Regions from separate parts of the Homo sapiens genome. Here region 2 is linked to region 1. Evidence: chromatin loops called from intact Hi-C (ENCODE). Cell type or tissue: endothelial cell of umbilical vein. All regions are shown on one strand. Each heading gives the region's core, and the rest is flanking DNA. Links, peaks and the distances in the headings are about the cores only.

Region 1 (5,387 bases), core at 53-5,052:
TTTTTGAGTCAGAGTTTCACTGTGTCACCCAGGGTGAAATGTGGTGGTATCATCATGGCTCACTGTTGCCTCAAACTCCTGGGCTCAAGCAGTCCTCTCTCCTCAGTCTCCCAGGTAGTTTGGTCTGTAGGAGCACACCACGATGCCTGGCTAATTTTTTGAGTTTTTTTTTTATTTTTTCTTGTAGAGATGACATCTTGCTATGTTGCCCAGGCTGATCTCAAACTCCTGGGCTCAAGTGATCCTCCTGGCTTTGCCTCCCAGAGTGCTGGAGTGAGCCACCGTGCCTGGCCTAGTTTTTAAAATAATATATATAATATCTTTTTGAGACAGAGCCTTGCTGTGTCACCCAGGCCGGAGTGCAGTGACACCATACTGGCTCACTGCAACCTCTGCCTCCCAGGTTCAAGTGATTCTTGTGCTGCAGCTTCCCTAGTAGCTGGGACTGTACTAAATTAGCGTCCCCATGCCCAGCTAATTTTTGTATTTTTAGTAGAGATGGGATTTCGCCATGTTGGCCAGGCTGGTCTCGAACTCCTGAACTGTAGTGATCCACTCACCTTGGCCTCCCAAAGTGCTGGGATTACAGGCATGAGCCACGGTGCCTGGCCCTTTTATTTCTCTCTTAGTAAAGAAACTTGCTGTCAATAATTTTTATTGAGGTACAATTTATATATAATAAACTGTACCCATTGAAAGTATACATTTCTGTGAGTTTTGAAAGTTGTACTCACTGAGGCAAGCACCACCACAGTTAAGATAGAATAGTTCCAGCACTCTGAAGTTTTCTGGTGTAGCTTTGTAGTACATTCCTACCTCCACCTCCTGCCCTAGAAAACCTACTGTTGTTCTTTTCCCTCATGCAGGCTTTAACATGTTCACTTTGGTTTCTGTGTTGAGAACAAATTGTAGAAAGTCAGGGGTGAGAGTAAAGGGGAATTTGTCTTTTCAGTATTTCAAGTGAGAATGATAGTGGCTTAGACTGGAATGTTTGCAGTGGAGATAAGGGTTGGATTCTGGTTATCTTTTGGAGTTACTATGGACAAGAATTATGGATGGATGAGATACTGGGTTTTAGAATAAGAGGTAACAGCAACTCCAAGGCTTTTTGGCCTGGGCAGCTCCGTGGCAGAGCCGTGGAGGCTCTCAGGCAAGCAGATTGGGGAGAGGGGAGTATCAAGAGATCTAATTTGGACATATTTAGAGGCCTATAGGGCATTCAGTGGCTCTGTCACTTAGGCTGATGGCTATAAATTGAGAGCTCAGAGGAGAGAGGTGTGGCTACAGATAGAAAATATGGGAATTTTTAGTGTATTTGTGGTATTTATAGGTATCAGACTGGATGAGATTACCTAGGAAATAAGTGTAAATAAAGAGAAAGTTAGCATAAGGATTGAAGTGTTTGGGGCTTACCAAACATTTAATGATTTAAAGGGCAATAGATTTAGTGAAATGGTGGTCTAGTAATGAGCTAGTGTCTCTACAGATAAGGGAGAAGTGATGTAAAAGGGAAGCACTAACTTGCATATGCTTTCATTAGAGCAGCTCCTTTTGATGAAATCCTTAGCTTCACCATGGGAGGAATAGCGATGGCTCCAAAAGAAGGAAAATGAAGGAACCAAAAATAGTGGTAATAATATTAGAAGTCTAGAAAGAAAATAAAAAATTTGCGCAGACTCAAAATAGTCCATGAAAATGAAAAGCTTTTGAGCTATGGAAAACATCTGAGAGGGCTTAAGAACATTGACACTTACATATATTGTAAGCTTAAAAACCTAGGAATGAGTGATGTCCACCCTTAAGTCACAGTGAGGAGGCAGAGGTACCTTAACTGAGGAAAAGTCACAAAGGTGGAATGTAATCTGAAGAATGATTTTTTTTCCTGGGGAAGGAAAGTGGAAGGAAGAGACATCCATAATGAGATAAGGTCTTCGCTGGACACAATAGAAAGGAAAGGAGCTAGGTGAGCAAATTGGAGCTCCAAAGTTCTATAACTGGGAAGGTTTTGATGGAGGCAGTACATGTTAAACAGAATCAATTCTGTTAGTAGTAAAAAACATTCAGTACTAACTGCAAATTTAAGTTACTTTGTTATCAAATTAACTTTTATAGAAAATAATACAAATAATGAAACAATTGGTTAAAAGAAGGCTATGAGGTACTATACTGTTTGGTTTGCCTAATGTGCCTTATTTCATTAATTGAAATATTTTCTTTCGAGCCTTCTCCAGAAGAGGTCAGCAAAATCCTAGTTACCAATCAGTTGGCTTGCTGTGCTTGGTTGGCTTGCATTGTTTTTGTGTATTATTTCATTGTAGAGGTATTTTGTTTTAGCAGCTCCAGACCTGTGTTTGGGCTTTTAAATTTTGTTGCCAAGTCTAGAATCAGAGTATTTATTTGACTACAGACTTTTTTTGTTGTTTTTAAAAAAACCATATTTTAAAAAATAAAAACTAGAAACGGGGATTCACCATGTTGTCCAGGCTGGCCTCGAATTCCTGGGCTCAAGCAGTCCTCCTGCCTCAGCCTCCCAAAGTGCTGGGATTATAGGTGTGAGCCACTGCGTCTGGCCTCACCATAGGTTTTTATATAGTGGAGACAGTGTTTTGTTTTTGCTTAAAGCTCTGCTTTTACTCAGTCCTAATATGTTTTCAGGATTACAAGATTATTTTGTTTGGGTGGTTGGAACTTGATTAAAAAAATTGAGATTAAGACTATTAAAACACTAAAGTTCTAATTTTGTTTATATGGAAATTTTAAGAGTTTGACGTTATTGTTTTGCCTGATTTTATTTTATTTAAGCATTATCTTAATTTTCAGAATCTGGTAATGAAAGGAAAATATATTGCTTTTCTTATACTTTTTTGGGTCTTTCTGTTAGATCGATGTTAACTTGCATAGATTCCTTAAGCTTAAACCTAGACTGATTGGCCTACCTTTCATTTAAAATAAAACCAACTACAGCAAAAAACTCCAGGAGATAAACAAATGCCTTAAGTTGTAAATTAGAGACTTTTCCTTCTCATTAGTATTTTTTCTTTACTGTTTATTCATTTAAAAATATTTCAAAGGCTTTCTTCTTCCTCTTCCGGAACGTTGTCTGCAGGCACTCAGAATGGTCCAGCATTTGACATACTGTCGTAGGCTTTTCTACAATACAGCCTCTAACAAAACAAGTCTGTCCCAGACCCTTGGTAATAGAGTTGTTTACCTTTTTACTAAGAACGTTGGGAAAGCACCAAAATCTGCATGTGGCATGTGCCCAGGCAGACATGGAGGGGTTCGTGCTGTGAGACCTAAAGTTCTTAATGAGATTGTCCAAAGCAAAGAACATGTCAGCAGGGCCTGTGGTGGTTCCATGTGTGCTAAATGTGTTTGTGACAGGATCAAACATGCTTTCCTTATTAAGGAGTAGAAAATTGGGGTGTAAGTGTTGAAGGCACAAGCACAGAGTCAGCTAAATTGAAAAATGCAACTTTTTTAAGTAATAAAAATGAAAAGACTTGAAAAAATTTCATCTACTATGAATGCTTTTGGTTGGCTAAGCTAAGCCACATACTTAGTAAAACAAATGGCATTTTCATTCTCTTAATAATAACATGGCTTTGGCTTGATTAGTTAAAGCTTCTTTAATTCACATATATTTGTGAAAATATATGATTAAAAGTGAAGTTGAGGCTGGGTGCTGTGGCTCACACCTGTAATCTCAGCACTTGGGAGGCTGAGGTAGGCAGATCAGCTGAGCTCAGGAGTTTGATACCAGCCTGGGCAAAATGGTAAAACCCCGTCTCTAGAAAAAATAAAAAAGACATACCTAGGCGTAGTGGCTGCGCCTGTGGTTCTGGCTGCTCAGGAGGCCAAGGCGGGAAGAATACTCAAGGCTAGGAGACAGAGGTTGCAGTGAGCTGAGATTATGTCACTGCACTGCCTGGGTGACAGAGTGAGACTTTGGCTTGAAAAATAAAAGTGAAATTGAGACAGGGTTGTTGAAAAACCTTTTACTTCGATAATATTAGTAACATGGCTACTTTCTTTTTTTTTTTTTTTTTTTTTTTTTTGAGATGGAGTCTCACTCACTTTGTTGCTTGGACTGGAGTGCAGTGGCATGATCTCGGCTCACTGTAGCTTCCGCTGCCCAGGTTTAAGCAATTCTCCTGCCTCAGCCTCCTGAGTAGCTGGGATTACTGACGTGCACCATCACACCTGGCTAATTTTTATATTTTTAGTAGAGATAGGGTTTCACCATGTTGGCCAGGCTGGTCACAAACTTCTAACCTCAAGTGTTCTGCCCACCTATCACTTGTTTTTATTAGTGTGTGTGTAAACCCAATGTTAAATGACTGCATAGTATTCCAGTATATTGCATTGCATTCTCCATTTATTGGAAATGTTTGGGTTAGTACCTAAGGTAGAGACTGAATTGTCTACCATATTCTACATTCCACACTCGGTGAGGGAAGGTAGGCACATAAAGCAATGGCAGTACGGTGTAATACATGCTAATGTAGAGTAAGCACTCAGCATTTTGAAGACATGGACTAGAGACTTTTCACCCATTATTGGAGTTGTGGGGGAGGGGCAACGCAGAAAAGGTGATAATGCATGTGTCCTATGTATAATTGTGTATGCGCATGGGCAGACACGGCATATGCCAGGCAGGAAAGTGTTGGGATGGTGGGAGTAAAAATTTGATGTGAATTTTATTTGACTTAACTGAGACCTATAGTTGCCTAGGTTAATTGCCTGAGTTAAAATGAGTAATCAAAAAATGAAGCGTACGTAACTTAAACATTTTTGCTGAATATGTAAATGAATGTTTAGTAATTTGTTTTATATAGAGCCAAAGTCATACTTTGGAGTCTAGATATGTTAATTGGGGTTTCTGGTCACATTTCTTGAATAAAACACATTTAAATGTGTACATAATCTAATGGTTTGCAGCTTTTATTTATTAAAGCGGAGCCAGAACTTGTAGACAATTGAAAAGCTATTAGAGATACCCTAATGAGACATGTTACAGTTTTTGTTCTCAATTTTTACTGTAATTCTGCAGTACATCGCTTTTTAAGGTAGTGACTTTTTTTTTTTTTTTTTGAGGTGGGGCCTCTGTTGCTCAGCCTGGAGTGCAGTGGCGCAGTCACAGCTCCTGGGCAGGTGATCCTGTCACCTCAGCCTCCCAAGTAGCTGGGACTACAGGCAAGCACCACCATAACCTGGCTAATTTTTTGTATTGAGACAGGATCTCCCTATGTTGCCTAGGCTGGTCTAGAACTCCTGGGCTCAGGTGATCCTCCCACCTTGGCCTCCCAAGGTACTGGTATTGCAGGCGTGAGCTACTGAGGAAATGACCTTTAGTAAGCCTTCCAAAAGCTATGAACTCCAGTTTT
Region 2 (5,387 bases), core at 243-5,242, 710 kb after region 1:
GTTCTCATGAGATCTGGTTGTTTAAAAGCGTGTAGCTCCTCTCTTCCCTCTCGCTCTTGCTCCTGCTCCCACCATGTGAGACATCTCATTCCCCCTTTGCCTTCTGCCATGATTGGAAGCTTCCTGAGGCCTCCCAGAAGCAGAAGCTGCTGTGCTTCTTGTACAGCCTGCAGAACCATAAGCCAATTAAACCTCTTTAAAAAAAAAAAAAAAATTACCCAGTCTCAGGTCTCTCTTTATAGCAATGCAAGAATGGACTAAAACAGGGCCAAAGATCTGAATTAGTTTGGGTTAAATAGAGAACAGAAAGAGAGGAATTGAAGGCAAAAATAAATATACAATTTTATATTTTGATAAGAGAAGAGCCAGTGGGTTAGTGAAGATAACAGGGTAATGGACAGTGAGTGTCCGTGTGAAAACATCTACCAGCATACCTGGGAATAGTATGACCACAGCAGAAAAATCAGCTATCATGTTATACGGCTGTGTGGAAATCTATGTCCCTGGTGGGGAGACATTTCTCAGAGTAAAAAGATGAAGGAAAACTTAATTGACACATTTGAAGATATAGAGTATTTTCCCTGTGACTGACCCATTAGTCCGGTGGGCCTAACGAATGGTTTTAGGAATTGGAGAATATTAGGTGACAAGGTCAGGTTAGGAGATATACAGAGCGATATGGGTTTGGGGTCCCAGAGACAGGTAATGACCTAGGAGTCAAGTGCTTCTCTGACTAATGTAAACAATAATAGATAATCTTAAGCAAATCATATGCACAAGGTTGTGAGTAATGGAGACGAGGGAGGAGGAGATGGGAGTATTGCCAGGAATATACAGAGTGCTGGGGCATTTGTTATGTGATACCTAGACTTGCCCAAATTTTCTTCTTTTTCTAGATGGTAGATTTTTTTGAACTTTCTGCCTGACTCCACTTTTCTTGTAGTGTATGATACAATGGTCATTAAGTAAATATTTGTTGAAAAAACAGAATAGAGAAATAAATATGTGATTCCAGAAGATGATAAAATGATGAATACAGCTTCATCCGAAAGGGGGTGGAGTAACATGTGGCAGACCAAGACTCCCATTAAAAACAACTAGAAAAGCCATGTAAGATCATAATCAGTTTGATGATGTCAAAAGTTGATGAGCAAGTAAATATCGAAGGACTAAATCAGGAGATTTGGATTTGGAGTGCATGGATCTTGTGGCTGATTTTCTCATCAAAACAATTATTAGATTCCGGAGTTGCACAGGATTGAAGATAGCAAACAAACTGATGTCCAATACCTAATAGTTCTTGAAGTAACTCTCAATTCCCCCTATTTTGGGGATGTATACAGTCACTGGAGTGAATAACCCAAGGACCCTGTGGGAGGGACAAAAGGGAATCATCACAGTACACACTTGCCATTATGTTACAGGGTTCTTCTTACTGTGGATCCCTGGGGCCTAGATAATGGCCCTCCAAATCGGGAAGCTCCAAATCTGAAAATTGTCTCAGACCTGATAACTGAGCAAGGCTTACGGTATTTTATTTGGGAAATAGCCCTCATCTCCCTACCCCTCCATTCATGATTTGTTGTTTTTATTGATTTTGAGCAGAACCTTTCCTGGCTACATATTTCTTTTACTTATAGGGATGGCATATGCTATTAATGGTCTGCATGGCCCCCTGTGAGTCAAGCTTGCTTTGCTTGGCTCCTACTTTGTTCATCTTTCAACCTTGCTGGTCATTATAATAATTGCATAACCATAATGCTAATGATAATTGCTTAACTTATTATTAAGCCCTGCCACTTGGTCTCTATTATTGGGATGAGGAAGCCCAAACATCATCTTCATGGTTATAAATGAGCCCAGCTCTGTGACTGCCTTTCCTACTGACATTTCTACCTTGCAGAACAAAACATCTTCTGAATATTTTAGTGATGCTGGAGCCCCTCATGTCAACGCATGCCTGAGGGCTTTCATGAACATGTGGTCCTCTGGGCCTTCTTGTGGAATATAATCTTCTGATGGGTGATGGGTCTTTCAGCCTTATATATTTATTGACGTGTGCTCATTTCTTTCAGCCTCTCTTTCCCTTCCTATACTATCGGTCAGAATAATTCAAGCATTTCCACCTTGCTGAGAGTTTTTCACTCCTTTTTCCAGACTTCTATGAGCCAAGCAGTGAGTTTTATCCCATCTCCAATGTCCTAACTTAGAGCATGTAGTCCTGCTATAATTTGAATGTTCTGACCCTTTCAAAATCATGGTGAAACTTAATGCCCAATGCAACAGTATTAAGAGGTGTCACCTGTGGGAGCTGATTGAATAATGAGGCCTCTTCCCTCAGGAGTATGATTAGAAGCCCCTATAAAGTGACATGACAGAGGGAGTTCACCCCATTCTTGCACATTTCAGCCCTTCTGCCATGTGAGAACACCTAGATGGTATCATGTATGAGAAATGGGCTCTCATCAGGTAACGAACCTGTGGGCACCTTGATCTTGGGCTTTCTAGCCTCCATAACTGTGAGAAATAAGTTTCTGTTTTTTATAAATTACTTGGAGACTTCTGGTTCCAAACTGGTGGCATAGACACAAGCTGGCTTTACTCCCCAACCCCTTTTCCCCCAGAAGACCAAAACCAAATATACAGCACTGAGATCATCAACAGCAATATATCAAAACTCAAATGTGAGGATAAGTCAGTTTCCTGGGTCACAAATAATTAAAAAAAAAAAAAACTCAGTGGATTGTAAGAGAATCAGATTTTTATATTTATGACACCCTTCCCCTCACTCTGCCTGGCACCAGACATGTGGAAACTTTTCCCCAACTCATGGCTTCTACACTGGAAAAGTGAGAATAAAGTGAACAACCAGCTTTCCCACCATCTTGGGTTCTTTAGCAGGTGACTCGTCCATGCCTCAACCCAAGAGAAGCATTCCGAGTGCCTGAAGTGAGACGTATCCCTGAGGACAGCCAGAGACAAAGCAGGGAAGTGAGACTACCAACTCCAGCCCTGGAAACTCTGCTCTGTAACTCTGTCAAAGGAGATACCAAATCATAGTGGCTGTTTGGCAGCATCATACTGTAAGAAGTATGTTCCATAGGTCTCCTGGGCATGAACCACTAGCCAGCCTTTCCACATGGCTGGACCTCCCTTTGGGACCTCCCCAGTTCTAGATAGGCAGCACTCTGATTGGTTAGTAGAGCTGACAGAAATCTGGGCTTTAGGCACCATCTAGTGCCAAAAAGGAGGCAGTGACTTAGAGAACAAATATAAGACATTCAACAGGTAAATTACAAAGATTCTCTAAGCAAACATAACCAATAGTAACGAAAACAAGCCAGACAGAGAAGTCTGGAATAAATAATCCTTAAATGCAAAGACATAGAACTGTAGCCACAAGAAACAATAGCAAAGAAAGAATGATGACCTCCCCAAAGAGACAAAGCAAGAAAATAGTGACTGACCCTAACAACATAGTGATACGTGAGCTCTCTGACCAAGAATTCAAAAGAGCAGTTTTAAGGAAACTCAGTTTCCTCAAATATCAAGTTTAGATATTTGTCCCCAACCAATTATCATATTATATTGTAATCTCCAATGCTGGAAGTGGGGCCTGGTGGGAGGTGTTTGGATCATGGGGGCAGATTTCTCGTAGCTTAGTGCTGTCTTCATGATAGTGAGTTCTCACAAGATCTGGTCATTTAAAAGTGTGTGGCACCTCCTTCCTCCATTCTCTCTCACTCCTGCTTTCACCATGTGTAAAGTGCCTTCTCCCACTTGGCCTTCTGCCATTATTTAAAATTCCCTGAAGCTTCACCAGAAGCCAAGCAGATGCCATACCATGCTTCCTGTAAATCCTGCAGAACCATGAGCCAATTAAACCTCTTGTCTTTATAAATTATGCAGTCTCCGGTGTTTCTTTATAGCAATGCAAGAATAGACTAATACACTCAGTGATCTCCAATGTAACACAAAAACAGCTCAAAAATTTATCGGAAAAATTTAACAAAGAGATCGAAATAACTTTTAAAAGTCAAACAGAAGTCTTGGAACTGAGAAATACATTTGCTGAACTAAAAGTTTTTTAGAGGCTCTCAACAGCAGAATACACCAAGCCAAAAAAAAAAAAAAAAAAAAAAATCAGTAAGCTCAAAGGCTATTTGAAATTACACAGTCAGAGAAGTAAAACAGAAAAAATAATGAAAAAGAATGAAGATTTTTTCCACAAAACATATAAACTTACCTCAAAAAACCAAATCTGAGAATTATTGATGTTCAAGAGGGAGTTGAGTAGGAGCAAGGGGTAGAAAGTTTATTTAAAAAAAGAATAATAGAAAACATTCCTAAACTTGAGAAAGAGATCAATATCCAGGTACAGAAAGATTAGAGAACACCAAACAGGTTCAATCCAAATAAGACTACCCCCCAAAATATAATAATCAATCTCTCAAAGGTCAAAGACAAAAAGAATTCAAAAAGCAGCAACAGAAAAAAAGGCAAAAAACTTATGAAGAAGCTCCAATTCATCTCCCAGAAGACTTCTCAATGGAAACCACACACACTTGGAAGTAGGGGGACAATATTTTCAAAGTTCTGAAGAAAAAAAAACCTGTCATTCAAGAATACTTTATCTTGCAAAGCTATTCTTTATATATGAAGGAGAGAGAAAGTCTTTCCCAGATAAACAAAAGCTAAGAGAATTCACCATTACCAGACCCTTCTTACAAAGAAATGCTAAGGGAGTTCTTCAAAGTTTTCTTTCCAAAAAATACACTAATGTGCACAAAGAAACCATTTGAAGACAAAATCCACATGTGAAATTAAATACAAAAACTCAGAATACTTCAATACTGTAATTGTGGCATACAGTACCCTTACAATTCTAGTATGAAGCCTAAAAAATGAGTCAATAATAAAACAATAATAGCTAAGTTATAGGCAATATACAAATATGTACATTGAGACAACCAAAAGTCAAAATGTGAAGGAATTGAGTTAAAATGCAGGGAAGTTTTTAGTTTTTTCTTCGTTTGCTTTTACTATTTTTTGTGATATAAATTGTTATCTATTTAATGTAAGTTGTTATATCTATAAGATATTTTCGTAAGCCTCATAGTAACTACAATGCAAAACCCTAGAACAGATACACTAAAAGTTAAAAGCAATGAATTAAAACATACTATCATGGAAAATTACATAGCCATAAAGGATAACAGCAAGAAAGGAAGAAAGAGAGGAGATAAAAAACAACCAGAAAACCAGCAACAAAATGTCTGTAGTAAGTCCTTACTTACTAGTAACAACACAGAATGTAAATGGACTCAGTTTTTCAATTAAAAGACGTAGAGTGACTGAATGGATACAGAAGCAAGACTCAAATATGC

What was found. Hi-C counts contacts between places; a loop is a spot of excess contacts. Peaks named below come from ENCODE experiments on the same cell type or tissue, not always from the same donor. Only the 100,000 strongest peaks of a DNase experiment are listed, where the experiment ranks them.
Region 2: a loop joins it to region 1, with 29 times the contacts of the local background. A loop is called at or near these places in 1 of 110 quality-filtered maps.

What each region holds. Positions count from the first base shown.
Region 1 is chr12:19,505,789-19,511,175 of GRCh38, forward strand. The region is part of intron 5 of AEBP2 (AE binding protein 2); the gene reads left to right. It also overlaps the pseudogene RPL34P25. Among named protein-coding and RNA genes, the nearest start is that of AEBP2, 69 kb to the left of the region's middle. In endothelial cell of umbilical vein, for the core only: no CTCF peak of the experiment used is centred there; DNase peaks (open chromatin) are centred at 1,883 and 2,243.
Region 2 is chr12:20,217,309-20,222,695 of GRCh38, forward strand. No RefSeq gene overlaps it. Among named protein-coding and RNA genes, the nearest start is that of LINC02468, 92 kb to the left of the region's middle. In endothelial cell of umbilical vein, for the core only: a CTCF peak has its summit at 3,214 (motif pointing left); a DNase peak (open chromatin) is centred at 3,203.